2 separate regions of the Homo sapiens genome follow, and region 2 is linked to region 1. The links are chromatin loops, found by intact Hi-C in ENCODE. Cell type or tissue: OCI-LY7. All regions are shown on one strand. Links, peaks and the distances in the headings refer to the core of each region. The heading gives the core; the rest is flanking DNA.

What was found. Peaks named below come from ENCODE experiments on the same cell type or tissue, not always from the same donor. Only the 100,000 strongest peaks of a DNase experiment are listed, where the experiment ranks them.
Region 2: a loop joins it to region 1, with 2.5 times the contacts of the local background. A loop is called at or near these places in 2 of 110 quality-filtered maps.

What each region holds. Positions count from the first base shown.
Region 1 is chr4:13,544,104-13,552,435 of GRCh38, forward strand. It overlaps NKX3-2 (NK3 homeobox 2), which reads right to left and starts at 405. Exons shown (of 2, transcript NM_001189.4): 1 at 1-405. The coding sequence starts at 311. LINC01096 (long intergenic non-protein coding RNA 1096) reads right to left here and starts at 3,721. Exons shown (of 1, transcript NR_015450.1): 1 at 1,973-3,721. RefSeq lists enhancers at 2,531-3,031, 3,032-3,532, 4,902-5,196 and silencers at 3,248-3,367, 3,558-3,857. In OCI-LY7, for the core only: CTCF peaks have their summits at 5,002 (motif pointing left) and 5,213; DNase peaks (open chromatin) are centred at 1,018, 3,678 and 4,998; H3K4me3 peaks cover 3,269 bases.
Region 2 is chr4:13,349,803-13,358,134 of GRCh38, forward strand. No RefSeq gene overlaps it. Among named protein-coding and RNA genes, the nearest start is that of RAB28, 130 kb to the right of the region's middle. In OCI-LY7, for the core only: no CTCF peak of the experiment used is centred there; no DNase peak of the experiment used is centred there.

The DNA.
Region 1 (8,332 bases), core at 75-8,074:
CTGCTCTCGTTCTCCTCGCTGAGCGCGGAGTCCGAGTCCCAGCCTTCCGGGCTCTCCGCAGTCCGCCCCGCAGCTGTTCTGGTACCGGCAGGAGACGCCAGCAGAGAGTCCTCGGCGCCCCCCAACGCGCCCGCGTCCCTCTCCCCAAAGAGCCGCCAACAGCAGACAGCGGGAGCCGCGGCCACCGATGCCGCTGTGCCCCCGGGCGCCGGGCGCCCCTCTGGCGCGGCCAGCCCGCCGCGCTCCTCTTTCTTGTTGAGGATCGCCTGGATGGAGAAGGACGTCAAGGTGTTGGCGCCGCGCACAGCCATCTGCGCCGCGGGCAGGAGCGGCCGGCGGGGCGGGCAGCTGGGGCGCCGAGCAGCTCCGAGCGGGACAGAGAGCGCCGGCGGCCGCAGCGCGAGTGAGCTGGGTGTGCGAGGCCGCCGCCGCCCACTGCTGCGCGGCCCAGCAGCTCCCGCCCCACTCCGTCCCAGGATCAGCGCCGACCCTCGCCCCCACCTTAGAGGCCCACCCCGCCCGGAGACCCCCTCCCCCCGAATCCAGAGCCAGACGCTCTCCTTTCGCAGCTCAGCTGGATTATCTCATCGCTTCTCGCCCTTAGGGGCGGGCTGGGGTCTGCCCCCTCGGGGGACGTGAAGGAGGATTGGCGGGGGCCCCTCCGTGGCAGCAGTCCCCTCCCGAGCGCCGCCGGGGCGCACAGCCCGAGTCACTTTTTCTTTGCGCGTCTGTCCCTTCCTCGCCTGCAGGATTTCGCTCCTGGCCCGTCCTCCCCTTCCCTGCTGGGCAGGCTCTTCCGGAGCCCACCCCCGGCGGCGGCGGCGGTAGCCGCGGCCGCGGCCGCTGGATTCCGAGAGGCGCGGGGAACTTTTTTACCCCCTGCCCTGGTTTTATCTGTTTCTTTTCTCTTTCCTTCCCTTGCGTTCCACTGTACCACCCCCCTCCCGCCCGGGTGTCATTCCTCACTGCTGAGTGACAGCCTGAGGCCACACCCCTCCACTGGGCTGTCCCGGGCGCTCCCGGCCGTCCATTGGCTGGCTCCAGTTGGGCGACGTTGACTTTAACAGACAAAACTGGGCACGTTGCGCCGCTAAAGACAGGGTCTGACTTAACCCCTTCTCTCCTAAGCCTGGTCCTCGAAGCACCCTCCAGCAACAAGGAGGCTCATCCGACCCAAACCACGTTTCTTACCTCTGCAGATGTATCCACTTATTCCAGCGCTTTAACAGAACACTGATACTAAGTTGAGTCAAATCTGCGGAGAAAATCCAAGATAATGCAGTTCCATAAATCATGCTCGTAGTTTCTGTTCTCTAGGAAGGATTATAAACACGAAGAACAAAATGCATCCTTTTTTTTCTCCCTACAGTTTCGCCGCTTCTTCATTGCTAATGCTCTTTGCTGAAATGATCAGTTAATTAAGATCACTCTAGAAATATTTTTCTTTCCTCGTCGTCTTTGATTTGATTCGATTTTTATAGAGGAATTATAAAAAAATGGTATAGTTAGAACTAAAGTCAGGAGAAGAATTGAAAGGCATCTTTGGGAGAATTTCTGTAAATTTTATGGTCGTTTCCCTGGCAGACCAATATTGAATTTAATTGGAGTTTGTTAAGTTTTGCATCAGGAAGAAAAAAAAAACTTTCAATTTGTTTTTTTTAAATATCTCTTACTTGTGAGTTGAATAAAATTATAAATAGATATGTTTGTTTGCTTAGAAGTATACCTAGGAATTACCATAAAGTGATCCAGAAGTGACAACACTTTTTGCTCTTTAAAAAATAAGAAATGCATTGTATTATGTAATAGTAGGAACCAAGCTAAGAAACACAAATATTGTGGGTATATAAAAACATTTTAAAATGTGTTATTCCTTTTTTAATATAAAATTTGCTCAATTAACGTACTTCACTGTTTTCCATAAACTTTACCAGAGAGTTAACACCAAATACACAAACTTGAACCATTAAATACATTTAAAGGACTATGATTTTAATTTATTAAATTGCTAGGATTGGTAGTTTTGGTGTCATTAAAATAAATAACATCTCCCCTTGTTGCTTTCTTTTTGGTTGTTCTTTTTCTGCACCGCAGAAGGAAATACACTGACTATTCATAGTTCTCAGTCTCAGAATGAGGTTTTGCAGCATCTATACTTTTCAGCATTTCGGTTACATGATGCTTTCTTGCTTTGTGCAAACCTTGTAGGGTACCTGGGAAAAAACATCCACTTGAGGTCATTGCCCTTTACAGCTCTTTACAATTACATCAGTTTTGAAGGAACGCCATTTAAATTTGGTGTCAGTGCTCAGCAAGTGTAAGGACGCAGAGTGGAACAGCAGAATGCTTACAGTCTTTCAAAAACAGTGTGTCCTCTCCTCCCCCGCTGTATTATTTAAATTACCGTTCTCCTCACTTCGGGCAGGGATGTTGGGAATTATGTATAGTGAGGAGATTGACACTGGTTGCCTGGAAGGTAGGGGACGGGCAGGTATGGGTTTGGTGTCCCGTACAGCGATCGCTTTGTGGGTTTAGTACTTGGTGCTGACAAATAATGGAGTGAGATCCGAACATAAAGGCAGGCAGAGATGTTTTGGGGCTGAATCACCGAATACTAGAGTAGGTTTGGGGCTACGTAAAGACTTGCTTGAAAACAACTACCATTTAGTTGCGAATCCCTCCCCTCTTCCCTTTGATTCGATGTTTAAAAAGAATCCCAAATCACAGTTGGACATACTCCTGCCACAGCCTTGGGCAGAAGTCTTCAAAGCATGAAAAGATGTGGTTTGGCGACTTTGAGTTGTCGGGTATTTTTGTGTCCCAGGAGTGTGAGAAAGGGGCTACGTTCCGCGTCTTCCGGAGGCGCACAGCAAGGGAGTCTCCTGGTGTCATCTCGGGCCATTACGGCGCTTAGTCGATCATTAGGTCTGTGGGTGACTGTAGGCAGAGCCGGGAGTTGGGTGCTTGGCGCGGAGGGTGAACTCGCGGGTCTTGAGCTGCAACTAGAAGCTGCTCCTAGCAAGGGGTCGGGTGGAGATGAAAAGACTGTGGGGAAGGGGAGGTGGTTGTATGCCCAGAGATATCCCGGCGTAACTACGGAGTCCAGGCCCAGAGTGGCGGTGTGTGGCGAAGGCGCAGCAGGCCTGCGCCTGTCGGAGGACGGCAGATCTGGACGCGACCGCGCGGGCGTGCCTGGGTCCCGCTTCCTGCCCATCGAGGGCGACTTCCTTCGGGCTCAGCTGTGAGCTCCAGGAACTCTGCAACCTCCCGACGGGCGCCACGCTCCGGCTTGGGCCGGCCCGGGAGTTGGCGGAGCTGCGCGGCCCGGCCGGGCGGCCGGTGAGGCTTTCGAGAGGCACCGGGCTCGCTCAGCGTCCGCGCCTCTCTACCCCGCCGCGCCCCCTCCGCGCCCACGGGCCCATTTTTTCCTAGTCTTCTGCCTCTCTTCCTTCTTCCTCCCTCCCCTCCTCCTCCACACCTTTGTCTTCTTCCTCCTCCCTCCTCCTGCTTCTCCTCCGCAGTTTGGATCCTACGGGCCCCCTACGTGCCGCGCCCTTCGGTCCCCGGAACCGCCCGGGCTGGGGGTGCTGCTGCGCGGTGAGACTTCCGCGGGCGGCGGGCGGAGAGCGGGATTTGACTGCGAAAGCCAAGGGGGCGGGGAAGGGGAAGCCCCGGCCCTCGGGGGCGCGCAGTAAACTGCTGCACACGTGCCCGCGCTCCCGAGGGGGGCGCCCAGTGGGCTCGGGATTTCCTGGCTGCGCCACCGCGCGCCTCGCCCCCGACGCCCGCCACCTGTGCCCTGGGCCGCCTTCCCTGACGCCAGCGGCCGGAGGTCGCGCGCGCCGGGTGCTGCCCAGCAACGAAAGGCCATGCGGGGTTCGTCCCTCAGATGCCGGTGACCTTGATTGAAGTCACCTGCCTTCTCTAGCTTCCAGTCCTTTAAAACGAGGGTTTGGACCCGGTGCCTTCTGAACCCGGTGCTTCACTGAGTGAGCAAGTGAAGGGTGTGTGTGTGTGTTTGGGGTGGGGGCGGGGGCGAGGGGAGGGAGGGGCAGCGTTGCCGGCTCCCCAGAGCCAGGTCCAGGCAGAGGTCGCGCCCAGCACTGACCGTCGGTCCCAATCCGCAGACTCCCGAGGGCGATCCAAACCGCCTAAGCATCCCAAGCGTCCAGCACCCGCGCCTGCGTTCCTGAGTAATCCAGCGCCCTGCAGCGTTTTTCATGCACACGATCAAAATATATCAGACTGCAGAGAGAGGCTGTATTGTAACTGGCCAGCTTATAATACTATAAATAATAATATAAAAGGTAGTTTTATATTTTAACAAATATTGCTCACTGACAGTGTGCCAGGAACCAAAGCCTATTGTTTCATTGAATGTACACACCCCTGGGATTGGAATGAGTAGAAAACATTGTTATGCCCGTTTTACAGATGAAGAAACTGAGACTCCTGACTATCAGTAAGTGGCTGTCAGGATTTAAATCAGGCTTTGTCTGATGTCAAATCCAGTTGGATTTTCTACTCTAATCGGCTTTTCTCATTAACCTTATTAATTGTTTCCCATCATAGACCTTACCCATTTTTAATTGCTTATTCATTGGAAAAGGAGCTTCGTTCGGATTTAAGGTAATCAAAGAAAAAATTTAGTCAGACAAATCTAATGACTTTTTTTCTGTTCCACGCATTTGAAAACAAATCACACCAAGGCCTGCGGATCTGAACGTAAACCTCGTTGTGTAGAAAGAAGGAAACACACCATTTTATTATAATCAACAAACTAAACCGTGTGTAGAGGGAGACAGCCAGGTGATGGAAACTCATTAGGTTCAGAAACCAGATTGTGCGCGCGGTTCTGAGACGTAGCCAAGCGACCTCACGCAAGACCCTCTTTGGGGCTTAGTTTTCTTACCTAAAAAGCCAGGGTTGGAGATCACCCCTCAGGGTGTTAAAAAGACGTGCCAGCCTCGAACCCTCCTGGGTATGGTGGAGGACGAGCGCCACCTAGCGGGCATCCCTCTAGGGTTGTGCGTACTTTTATGGGGAGGTACTGGAATAAGTAGTACACGAAACGGACTGTTTTGCTTCTAGTTTCGTGTACACAGCCTCGCGCTGCCAGAGATCTAACAGCGGAGATGTTTCATTTTAAAAACTCACCCAGGCACGATCAACACCTCCATTGAAGACTCACCTCGCTCCAGGGCCAAGGGGAAGGGACTGGAGCAGGACGCGGGCGTGTTGGGATCGGTTTCAGAACGGAGGCCACAGCAAGCCCCTGGCCCACCTCCTACCCTATCCTGCATTCCACAGCTGCTTGCTGTGAGTATATAACCAGAGCTCTCGCTGGATGATCATTTAGGGCACAGGCATCCCTGTGTGTTTTATTGGCGCCAAAGGAATGTTTTGTTTTGTTTTGTTTTGTTTGTTTTTGTTTTTGTTTTTGAGATGGAGTCTCACTCTTGTCACCCAGGCTGGAGTGCAATGGCGCAATCTCGGCTCACTGCATCCTCCGTCTCCCGGGTTCAAGTGATTCTCCTGCCTCAGCCTCCCGAGTAACCAGGATTACAGGTGCCCGCCACAACGCTTGGCTAATTTTTGTATTTTTAGTAGAGATGGAGTTCCACCGTGTTGGCCAGTCTAGTTTCCAACTCCTGACCTCAGGTGATCCGCCCACCTCAGCCTTCCAAAGTGCTGAGATTACAGCCGTGACCCACCGCACCCGGCTAGGAATGGTTTTTTAGAAACTAATTTATTCATGATAGAAACTGAGGTATTTCACCCTAAAGATCAGAAATTTCCGGCACTGAAAACAAACCTCAGTTTCACTCTCTCACCCAAGCTGGAGTGAAGTGGCACAATCTCGACTCACTGCAACCTCTGCCTCCCGGGTTCAAGCGATTCTCCTGCCTCAGACTCCTGAGTATCTGGGACCACAGGCATGCACCACCACGCCTGGCTAATTTTTGTATTTTTAGTAGAGAAGGGGTTTCACTACATTGGCCAGACTGGTCTCGAACTCCTGACCTCAAGTGATCCGCCCGCCTCAGCCTCCCAAAGTGCTGGGATTACAGCCACCGCGCCTGGAAGGGTTTTATTTTCTTATTTAGGTTGTCTATTTGACAGTGGGTGGATGGCATTTGTATTCGGGGGCTTGAGGAGGAGAGCAGGGGGAGGAGCCAGCTTGAATAGGTAAAGAGAAACATGCTGTGGTCAATTGCTTGTGCTGAGTTTCAGATGCTTGTGAAACAAAATGAAAGTCTTCTGGATTTATTATATATTTTTTTCTCTAAAACACTATTCTGAAAGCCCTTGCAGTGCTAAGCCAAGTTCTCCTTGGGAAATTTCCAGCTAGTTCTTATTTTGTGTTAGGCATTATTCTAGGATCTGTAGTTCAAGGTCTTGTAAACTCCTACTCTCCACAGGCTACATTCTGTTGGAAGAACACCTATAAATAGACAAATGCCTAAACAAAACAATGAAAAAAACATCAGGTGGTAATAAATACTATGAAGAAAATTTAAAAAGAGTGATGTCAGCTGACATCATACTGAATGGGCAAATGCTGGAAGCATTCCATTTGAAAATCAGAATAAGACAAGGATGTCCTCTCTCACCTCTCCTATTTAACGTAGTATTGGAAGTCCTGGCCAGGGTGATCAGGTAATAGAAAGAAATAAAGGGCATCCAAATAGGAAGAGAAGAAGTCAAACTATCCCTGTTTGCAGACAACATGATTCTATATTTAGAAAACCCCATAATCTCTGCCCAAAATTCCTTCAACTGATAAACAACTTCAGCAAAGTCTCAAGAGACAAAATTAATGTGCCAAAATCACTAGCATTCCTATACACCAACAACAGCCAAGCCAAGAGCCAAATCAGGAATGTAATCCCATTCGCAGCTGCCACAAAAGAATAAAATACCTAGGAATACAGCTAACTAGGTAGGTGAAAGATCTCTATGATAAGAACCACAAAACACTGCTCAAAGAAATCAGAGAGGACACAAACAAATGTAAAAACATTCCATGCTCATGGATAGGAAGAATCAATAGCATTAAAATGGTTATACTGCCCAAAGCAATTTCTAGATTCAATGCTATTCCTATTAAACTATCATGAGATTCTTCACAGAACTAGAAAAAACTATTTTAAAATTCATATGGAACCAAAAAAGAGCCTGAATAGCCAAGGCGATCCCTACGCAAAAAGAACAAAACTGGAGGCATCATACTAACTGACTTGAAACTATACTACAGGGCTACAGTAACCAAAACAGTGTGGTACTGGTACAAAAACAGACATATAGACCAATGGAACAGAATAGAGAGCCCAGTAATAAGGCCACACACCTACAATCATCTGATCATCAATAAAGCAGATAAAAATGAGCAATGGGGAAGTAACACCCTATTCAATAAGCGGTACTGGGATAACTGGCTAGCCATATACAGAGGATTAAAATTGGACCCTTCCCTTACACCACATATAAAAATCAACTCAAGATGATTAAAGACTTAAATGTAAAACCCAAAACTACAAAAGTCCTGGAAGAAAACTAGGCAATACAATTTTGAACATAGGAATGGGCAAAGATTTCATGATGAAGATGCCAAAAGCAATTGCAACAAAAGCAAAAATTGACAAACGGGATCTAATTAAACTTAAGAGCTTATGTACAGCAAAAGAAACTATCAACAGAATAAACAAAACAACAGAGTAAAGAAACAACAGAGCAAATCCTACAGAATGGGAGAAAATATTTGCAAACTATGCATCTGACAAAAGTCTAATATCTAGCATATATAAGGAACTTAAATTTACAAGCAAAAAACAAACACTCCATTGAAAAGTGGGCAAAGGACATGAACAGACACTTTTCAAAAGCAGACATACATGCAACCAACAAGCATATGAAAAAAAGCTCAGTATCACTTATTAGAGAAATGCAAATCAAACTCACAATGAGATAACATCTCACACCAGTCATAACGGCTATTACTAGTCAAAAAACAGAAGCTGGAGAAAAATGAACACTTATACACTGTTGGTGGGAGAGTAAATTAGTTCAGCCACTGTGGAAAGCAGTGTGGGGATTCTTCAAGGAGCTAAAAATAGAATTACCATTTGACCCAGCAATCCCATTACTGGGCATATACCCAAAGAAATATAAATTGTCCTAACATAAAGGCATATGGACCTATATGTTCACTGTTGCACTACTCACAATAGGAAAGACATGAAATCAACCTAAATGCCCATCAGTGATAGAATGGACAAGAAAATATGGTACATATACACCACGGAATACTACACAGCCATAAAAAAGAACA
Region 2 (8,332 bases), core at 262-8,261, 190 kb before region 1:
TTAAGTAAGTAAACTGAGTAAAGAACATCTGCCCTTGCCCATGTGGGTGGGCATCACACAATCCACTGAGGGCCCAGATAGAACACAGAGGCAGAGGAGAGTGAATTTACTCTCTCTCCTTGAGCTGGGTCATCCATCTTCTCCTGCCCTTGGAGCTACTGGTTCTCAGGCCTTTGGATTCCAGGACTTATATCAGCCACCTCCCAGTTTCTCAAGACTTAGACCAAATGACACCACTGACTTTGCTGATTCTCCTCCTTGAAGACAGTAGTACCTTGGGGTGTCTCAGCCTCCATTATCACATGAGCGGATTCCCATAATTAATCTCCTAGATTATCTGTCATCTATCTATCTATCTATCTATCTATCTATCTATCTATCTATCTATCTATCTAATTGGCTCTGTTTCTCTGGAGACTCCTGACTAAGACACCAAGAGTGGTTGAAACTGAGAATGAATAAAACTCCAGAGAAAGAGAGAACATCTCTTGGGTGAGAAGTAAACCAAGAATGGGATCCTTGGGAGAACCAATATGTAAGGAAAGGCAGACATGTGCAAGGAGATAGAGACTGAAGACACAGAGCCATTGGAGAGGAGCAGAAGCCAAGGATGCAGGGATATCATAAGATGAAGAAGCCAAGTCTTATGATATAGCCTGAGAAAGGTCAGCATGAGCCCTCTGGGGGCCTTTGCAAGGGCAGTTCCCATGGGCTGGAGGGGACAGGAGCCAGGATGCCCTGAGATGCAACCCGGGCTCGAGTGGAGGGTTTCTAGGGTCAAGAGGGAGAATCAAGGCCAAGGGAGCCTTTTATTTTAAGACAGGAAAGCCTCACACATGACTGGAGGTGTTTAAGAGTTGAAAATATAGGAGAGATAGGGGATTGAATACTCTATAAGACCTCATACAGGCAGGAGACTGGCAACACATGTGGAGGTAATGGCCTGAGACAGAATGGGTGATGCAGCTTTGCCTGAGACTGAGCAAATACAGGGTGGGCAGGAAGACTCATCTGTGAGTGTAGAGGATGGAAGTTGCATCATTTACCATACCTAAAAAGTTGAGGAAACCTTCTGTCTCCAAAAATAGGATAAAGGTTGTATAATTATGACATATTTACTCAAAGAAACATTTTAACTCATTAAAAATAATAATTATGAAACTATTTGGCCATATTTAAAAGGCATTACAAACTGATATGAAGTGAAAAGGATGGAAGATTATAAATACAAGTTCTAGAATAAAAATATTAATACCAACTGTGAGGTATAACCATTAAGGTATAGAGGTTTTGTGGGTGCTTCTAGTGCATTTTTGTTTTCTACAATTTTCTTAACTTCATTCTGAAAATTCTAAAAAACAGTTATAATTGGACTGACTCGACAGTCAAATTTTCCATCTGCAATAGTTCTCATTCTTTTACATGAATTTATCCAAGAATCAGAGCTTCAGGCAGCACTTCCCTCTAAAGATTTCCCTAGAAATCTTTCTCCCATTCTTCAAGTTAACGCATGATGAAATCTTCTCTTCCGCCTCGTAAGTTTCTCCTCACCTTTTCCTTCACAGTCCTTCCCCTGGAGAATGTGAAGGTTGCCCTGGCATGAATACAAGTTTTTAGTCAGTGTGTCCAGAGACCCGTGGCCAAACCACTGGAAACCTGTTCTCACCATAGGGCAGGTGGCCGAGGTGCCAGTCAGCCCTGAAGTTAACCTATGTTCCATTTGACACTTTGTTTAATAAATGGCTTTTATTTTATTTTGAGACGAAGTCTTGCTCTGTCACCCAGGTGACACTCCAGGCTGGAGTGCTCATCACAACCTCCACCTCCTGGGTTCAAGTGATTCTCCTGCCTCAGACTCCCAAGTAGCTGGGCTTACAGATTCATATCACCATGGCTGGCTAATTTTTAAATTTTTAGTAGAGACAGGGTTTCACCATGTTGGCAGGCTGGTCTTGAACTCCTGGCCTCAGGTGATCTGCCTGCACCCGCCTCCCAAAGTGCTGGGATTACAGGCGTGAGCCACTGAACCCAGCCTAAATGGCTTTTATTATTATAAAAGTGCCTAGCACATGGAAGAAGAAAAAAAAAAAAAAAAAAGGGTAATACTATGTCTTTTTACAAAACCAATACAATTACAATCAGGAACATAGATTTAGTCTCCAGAGTTAGCAGGCATAACAAGGTTGTTCTCAAGTCATCTTTTATTTTAGAGTCAGAACACTGACTAACACTGACTAAACTAAACTGACTATGCCAGCTTGCGGATGTGTTATAGACCATATCAGCCAGCAGTGAGAATAAAACCCTATAGTGTCAGACTATAAAGGCTATGACAAATTGGAGAGAGGAAGCATATGATAGAGACTTATGCAGGGAAATCTCCCTAGAGCAGGTCAAATATTGAGCTTGGCTGCAAAGAAGAGCATTGTGACACTTGTTATCAATGGCACTAATTATCTTTTGAATATCTTTCCCACTTTCTGGTAATTTCCTACATTATGAGTCCCACCTCTTCAAGTTCTAAGCCAGAAAGCTTATCTTCCCAGGCTTCCTTGCAGTTAGGAGGTCAGCACATGACCTCAGCTCTGTCCATCAGACATGTTCTTTCTATCCGGAGGGAGCAATGTGAGGAAGGAGGTGCCACGCAGAATCAACTTCAGGGTGAGAATAGCAGCATGTGGCAGAGACACTTCAGCAGAGGGGCAGAGATCTTAGAAATAGTGCCCCGTATTCATGTATGGTGTCAATTGTGGTATCTGGGCCCCAATACCATGAGATCGCAGCTGTGAACCATGGAGGGGTGTGATGTGAGTGTTCCTGCTTGCATTATCCCTGAGCATGGCTCTCTGGACCTCCCAAAGACTCTGAAGGCAATGAATTAATGTTTTCTCTGTTTAAAACACAGTGGATTCTGTTGTTTGCAACTGAGATGCCGACTGATGCAAATGGGGAGAGTGCTTCCTTTGGAGCACAGCTCACACTTCACTTTGTTGTGTTGTGGGATAATATTTAGAAAAATGAACTGGGTTTTTATTCTCATATTCTTATTTACATGTGTGCCTTCCTTCTTCGTATTCCATCAAAAGTAGCACCAGTCAGTGTCCATTATTTTAGGGAAGTTATATGAAAAAAAAAAAAAGGCCAAAAAAGTGTCTTTTTAGGTTTTCAGTGTTAAGATCCTAGGTTGTGAAAGAAATTGATAAGATTCAGCATAGATAATAGACTGAGGAGAAAGCAAAATGGACAAAAGGAATTACACAGAGGTGCACACCTGCATGATAAAGATACTCCAATTTAAGAAATTGCAGTGAGTCAGAAGGAAAGTGAGGAGTGCGAAGAGGTGCAGTGTCTCTGAAAAAAGGCTCTGGGTTTGATTCTTGGAATGAGTCCCAAAGACACTTTGTTGGATCCAAGAGAAAGGGAGATTTATTCCTCTTCACCTGGATCAGAACCAGGGTAGCAGCAAGGTCTGAATATAGATATGGTTGTGGAGATGTCTCAGCAATCAGACTGAGACAACCCACTGATTTCTTCAAGTCTGACTGCCTTGGTAGTATCAGAATGATACACATGTGTCATGAGTGGCCCAGGGGTAGAGGACAGAACTGCTGGCTTGAAGGACCCTTACTCAGGGCAATGAGACATCTCCAAGGCAACCTGTTCAGACCAATGACTGAGGATGAAACAGGATAATGGGGGTGTCTCTGTGGATGCTGGTGAAGATGGATGCCTGTGAAGACCAAATGGACCTGCCTCTCTAAAAAGCTTCCAGAACTTGTTCGTGACCCTGGGAAAATAAATGAGACAGACCACACAGGTACAAGAAGGGCTTCAGACAAAAATAAAGGAATATTTCTTTCATTCCTTAGTTTGTGAGTTTGTGCACTGAACATTACATGGTAATTTGGGTGGGAAGGTAGAAGTGGAGTTAGCTGGCAAGTGTGGAGGCAGACGGCCAGACAAAACTTATGTTTCATTCCTAATCTAATGCCCTCATTTTACAAACCAGTAAATGGAGGGCCTGGGAGACGAAGCAAATTGTTCATAATCATATAGCAAACTAGAATTTGGGTCTTCTAACTTTCAAGCCCACACTGTCTCCCAAAATAGTTTGTTGAAGTTTTTCCAAAAGCTATAGAATGGGAGTGCCGTGCCCTAGGTTGTAATGAACCAAAACACTGAAGTTGAGACATTTCCCTAAAATGCAATTGCTTGGTGTTTCAGCCTTAAGGAAAAAGTCCTCCTGGGAAAGCAAAGCTAACAGTCTCTACACTTCATCCTTTAGTTATGTTTGAGGACAGGTAACCAGTGCATCGCAATGGTTGGCCTGAGGAATTTTCATTTCTAGAGTATACTTGTATAAGGTTTGGTTCAAACAAGTGATGGCCTGGGCCTATGACTATCAACTAATTGTTTCAGCTCTGTGGCCATTTAAGAATAAACAAAGTTTATTCTTAAGACAGGACTGCTCTGAGAATCCCTGCTAATGAGTCTGTCTTGAACTCTTGATGCAAGTGACACAGGACCATTTAATAATCTAAATTATTGTGTTGCTTAGGACTATTTTAGTTGCAGTGACGGAAACCTGCCCTCAACTAGCTTAGGTAAGCCTATGAGCTTTTTACATGGCTGCTGGGCCTCACAGAACTTAAGCATAGATATGTGTTTGAACTCCAGGACACAATGGAACCAGAGATTTGAATGCCATCAAAAGCTCTACCTCCATCTTTCATTTCCAAGCCACTGTGTTATTCTTAAGTTCTGTAATCCTAGAGATGGATTCAGCCCTGAGCTGACCACCTTGGCTAGAAAGGGTGAGTCACACTGGCGTACTCCTGCTTTTGCTTCCATTTAAGGATGAGGTAGGGGCAGAGAGGACCACTGTAGGCACCAAGTGCTAATTTTACTATTTATTAAGTACAGGGCTCTGTGCTAGGTTCTGGGAGAGAAGGGAAGCAAGAGAATCGGAAAATTGAAGAACCAGATTCTTCTCTCACAGGGCCTCCCACATTAAAAGGGAAAATGACATAATATGGCCTGACAAGTGCCACCACTATGTTGGGTAGATAGAATGAAATCCAATCTTACACAGGGATTGGATTCTGAAGTTAGCAAGCCAGGCAAAAAAGTCCTATAGCCAACTATGTATGCCCTAAATACTTGAATCACACCCAACACAAGATATTAATGGCATAAGTGACAAGCAAGGACCAAAATTGACTCAGACAACTGAGTTCCACATCACCTCTCATTCCAGGTTATATTGTTCACTGAATAGACTGGAAGTCAAAATCATCCACACTATTTATAGCAGTCTCTCTCCTCACTCTCTTTTACTACGTGCATGGAGTTAAATCCATAGGAGTTAAAAACATATGAGATGTGACTCATTAACTTGGCAAAGCCATACAGCATTGAGCTTGGGAACTAGGATCCAAGGCCAGGGGTGCGTAACTTTTCAGTCCACAATTCCGGCCTTTACACCAGGCAGTATTCCAAAGTTACCACATCTCCCATTATCTAAGTCATTTAAAGCTGGAGGTTCTCTCTGGCTCTCCCTTGGGAACCCCTGACCCCCACCCCAGGAACAGTACAGAGCTCGGCTCAGGTGTGTCCACATGAATTGGACTGGGATAGTCTGGGCTGAGCTGAAATGAGAGGTCATCTGGACGAGCACAGAGGGGCATTGACTCCAGGGCAGCTGGTGGGATGCCATTCATTTTCCTAGGTTGTATATGCTATGAAGAGCTTATCAAGGGGATGTTTACAAATGGGGGACCTTGCTGTTTTTAACAGATTAACTGTAACATACTGGTTCAGTGACCTGACAGCCCATTTACATGAAGTATTAGTTTACACTTGACTCTTTCCCTGTACAGTAGGCAGATAGAGAGGCCACCGGGTTGACAGGGAGGAGGCTGGCCAAGCCCAGAGCTTCCATTAAGCAGTTAAGCATGGGCTCTTTGGAGTCTGGCATAGCCTTGAATACAGCCAGACCTCACACTTCACTCTTTCCTAAATAGTGATAGAAAACCTTCCACCCAACCCTGCCTATGACCCTTTCTGAACAATTCGTGCCAAGGTTCCTGCCTAACAACCCAGAGGAACAGTACTGTTGTTGCTTTGATCATGTATTCAGGTCACAACCATGTCAGACAAGCCAGAGACTCCAGAGCAGGCCCATTACATTTTCTGATCTGGACTAAAAAAATTGGCCCTCCAGGAAGCTTTAGTTTTTTAGCTTTGCTTTCCCAGGAAGACTTTTTCCTTAAGGCTAAAACACCAAGCAATTTCACTTTGGGGAAGTGTCTCAACTTCAATGCTTTGGCTCTTTGCAGCCTAGGGCATAGCGCTCCCATTCTATTGCTTTTGGAAGAACCTCAGTAAACTATTTTGGGAGGCAGTGTGGGCCTGAAAGTTAGAAGACCCAAATTCTAACTGACATCCATTGTGCCCTAATCTGTGTCAGCTGCTCTCATTTCCTTGATCTCATTTAATCTCAAAATTAAGAAGTAGGTATTACTCTCTTGATTGTGTGGATAAGACAATGGAGGCTCAAAGAGATGATGTTAACCAAAATGGTGCAATGTACAGGTGGCAGAACTGGAATTCAGACTCAGATCAGTCAGATTTGAACACTTGTTCTTTTCACAATACCACATGGCCTAATCCAGATATCCTAAATTTTCTAGGAAAAGATGTTTGTTGTTTCCAGAATGCTTGTGGTAATTGGGCTGGCAGTGAAATCCACTAGGCAACTATTTTTAATCATCAGTGAGCATAAGAATCAACTAGGGATCTTGTGAAAAGTGCAAACTCCCAGAGATTTAGAGACTGTGGATTTGTAGTTTAGCCCAGGGATATGCATTTTCAACAATAAGCAGCTTCACTGATTCTAGTGCTGGTTGACTGGAAAGCATTTCATTCCTTTAGGGGGTATCATTCACTCCAGGACTGTACGGTCTCAGTGGGAGAGGTTATCCATTCCTGTCCCATTGCTTCTTTCAGATTCTTTTGGATGTTCACCCAATAGTCATGGTCCTCTTTCTAGAACGGCAATTTGGTCCAGATATCCTGTGGCCATGTGCTTCAGTGAAGGCTAAAATGCTCTCTCTCCCAGAAGGTGAAACTTGGATGGTCTAAACCAATGGTTCTCAATGTTACATGCGCATCAGAGCTCCCCAGAGTGTACACATGTTCACACACACACACATACACACACATGTGTGTACAAGGCCCCACCCAATTAAATGAAATTAAATTAAATCTAAATTTAATTTAACCCAATTAAATCAACCTCTAAGGGCAGAACCTAGACATCTGTAATTATTTTAAAAGGTCCCCAATTTGTTCTCAGCTAGAATTGAGAATTTCTGGCCCTGCCCATTTCCCTTACCACTGGTCTGGGATAAACATTTGATAAAATTCTGGCCCAAAAAACTGATGAGAGATCTTCTGGAAGGTGGGGCTTTGGGGAAATTTATTTCCTGTCTTTGAAAGAGATGTGAGGATAGGATGAGCCATCTTTCCTCTTTCTGACCTTTGCATTTTGTGATGTAAAGATGTGATGCCTGGAGTTATTGCAGCCATCTTGGGATCATGAAGGAGCCAGCCTAACAGCCACAGGCTAAGGATGGCAGAAAAGAAAGGAAAGAAAATGGGAACTTGGTGGAATCTTTGGGCAGGTTAATTAAACAACTCTGGGATCATCTTACCCTGAACATACTTCTTATGAGAGGTGATATATATATATACACACACACACATATTTGAGACAGTCTCACTCTGTCACCCAGCTGGAGTGCAGTGGCACAATCTTGGCTCACTGCAACTTCCATCTCCCAGGTTCAAGCAATTCTCCTGCCTCAGCCTCCCAAGTAGCTGGGATTACAGGTGTGCACCACCACACCCAGCTAATTTTTGTATTTTTAGTAGAGATAGAGTTTCACCATGTTGGCCAGGCTGGTCTCAAACTCCTGACCTCAAATGATCTGCCAGCCTCGGCCTCCCAAAGTGCTGGGAATATAGGCGTGAGCCACCATACCCGGCCGATTAATATTCTTAATTTAAGACATGTTAAGTTGGGTATTATTATTTGCAGCCAAAATAATCTCAACAGATAGCTACTCATGAATTTCACCTGCTTACTGCCTGCACTATTTCTAAGAGGAGCATAAGTACATCAGCAGCTGGGGCTCACAGAACAAGACGACCTAGACTCAGTCTTGATGGCCAAAAAACTTTAAGTTCAGTGAACCCTGGGCATTGCCATTAAATAACTAGTTGCCTTGAGAATTATTCCAATAATAACTGTGACATTTATTATGCATTC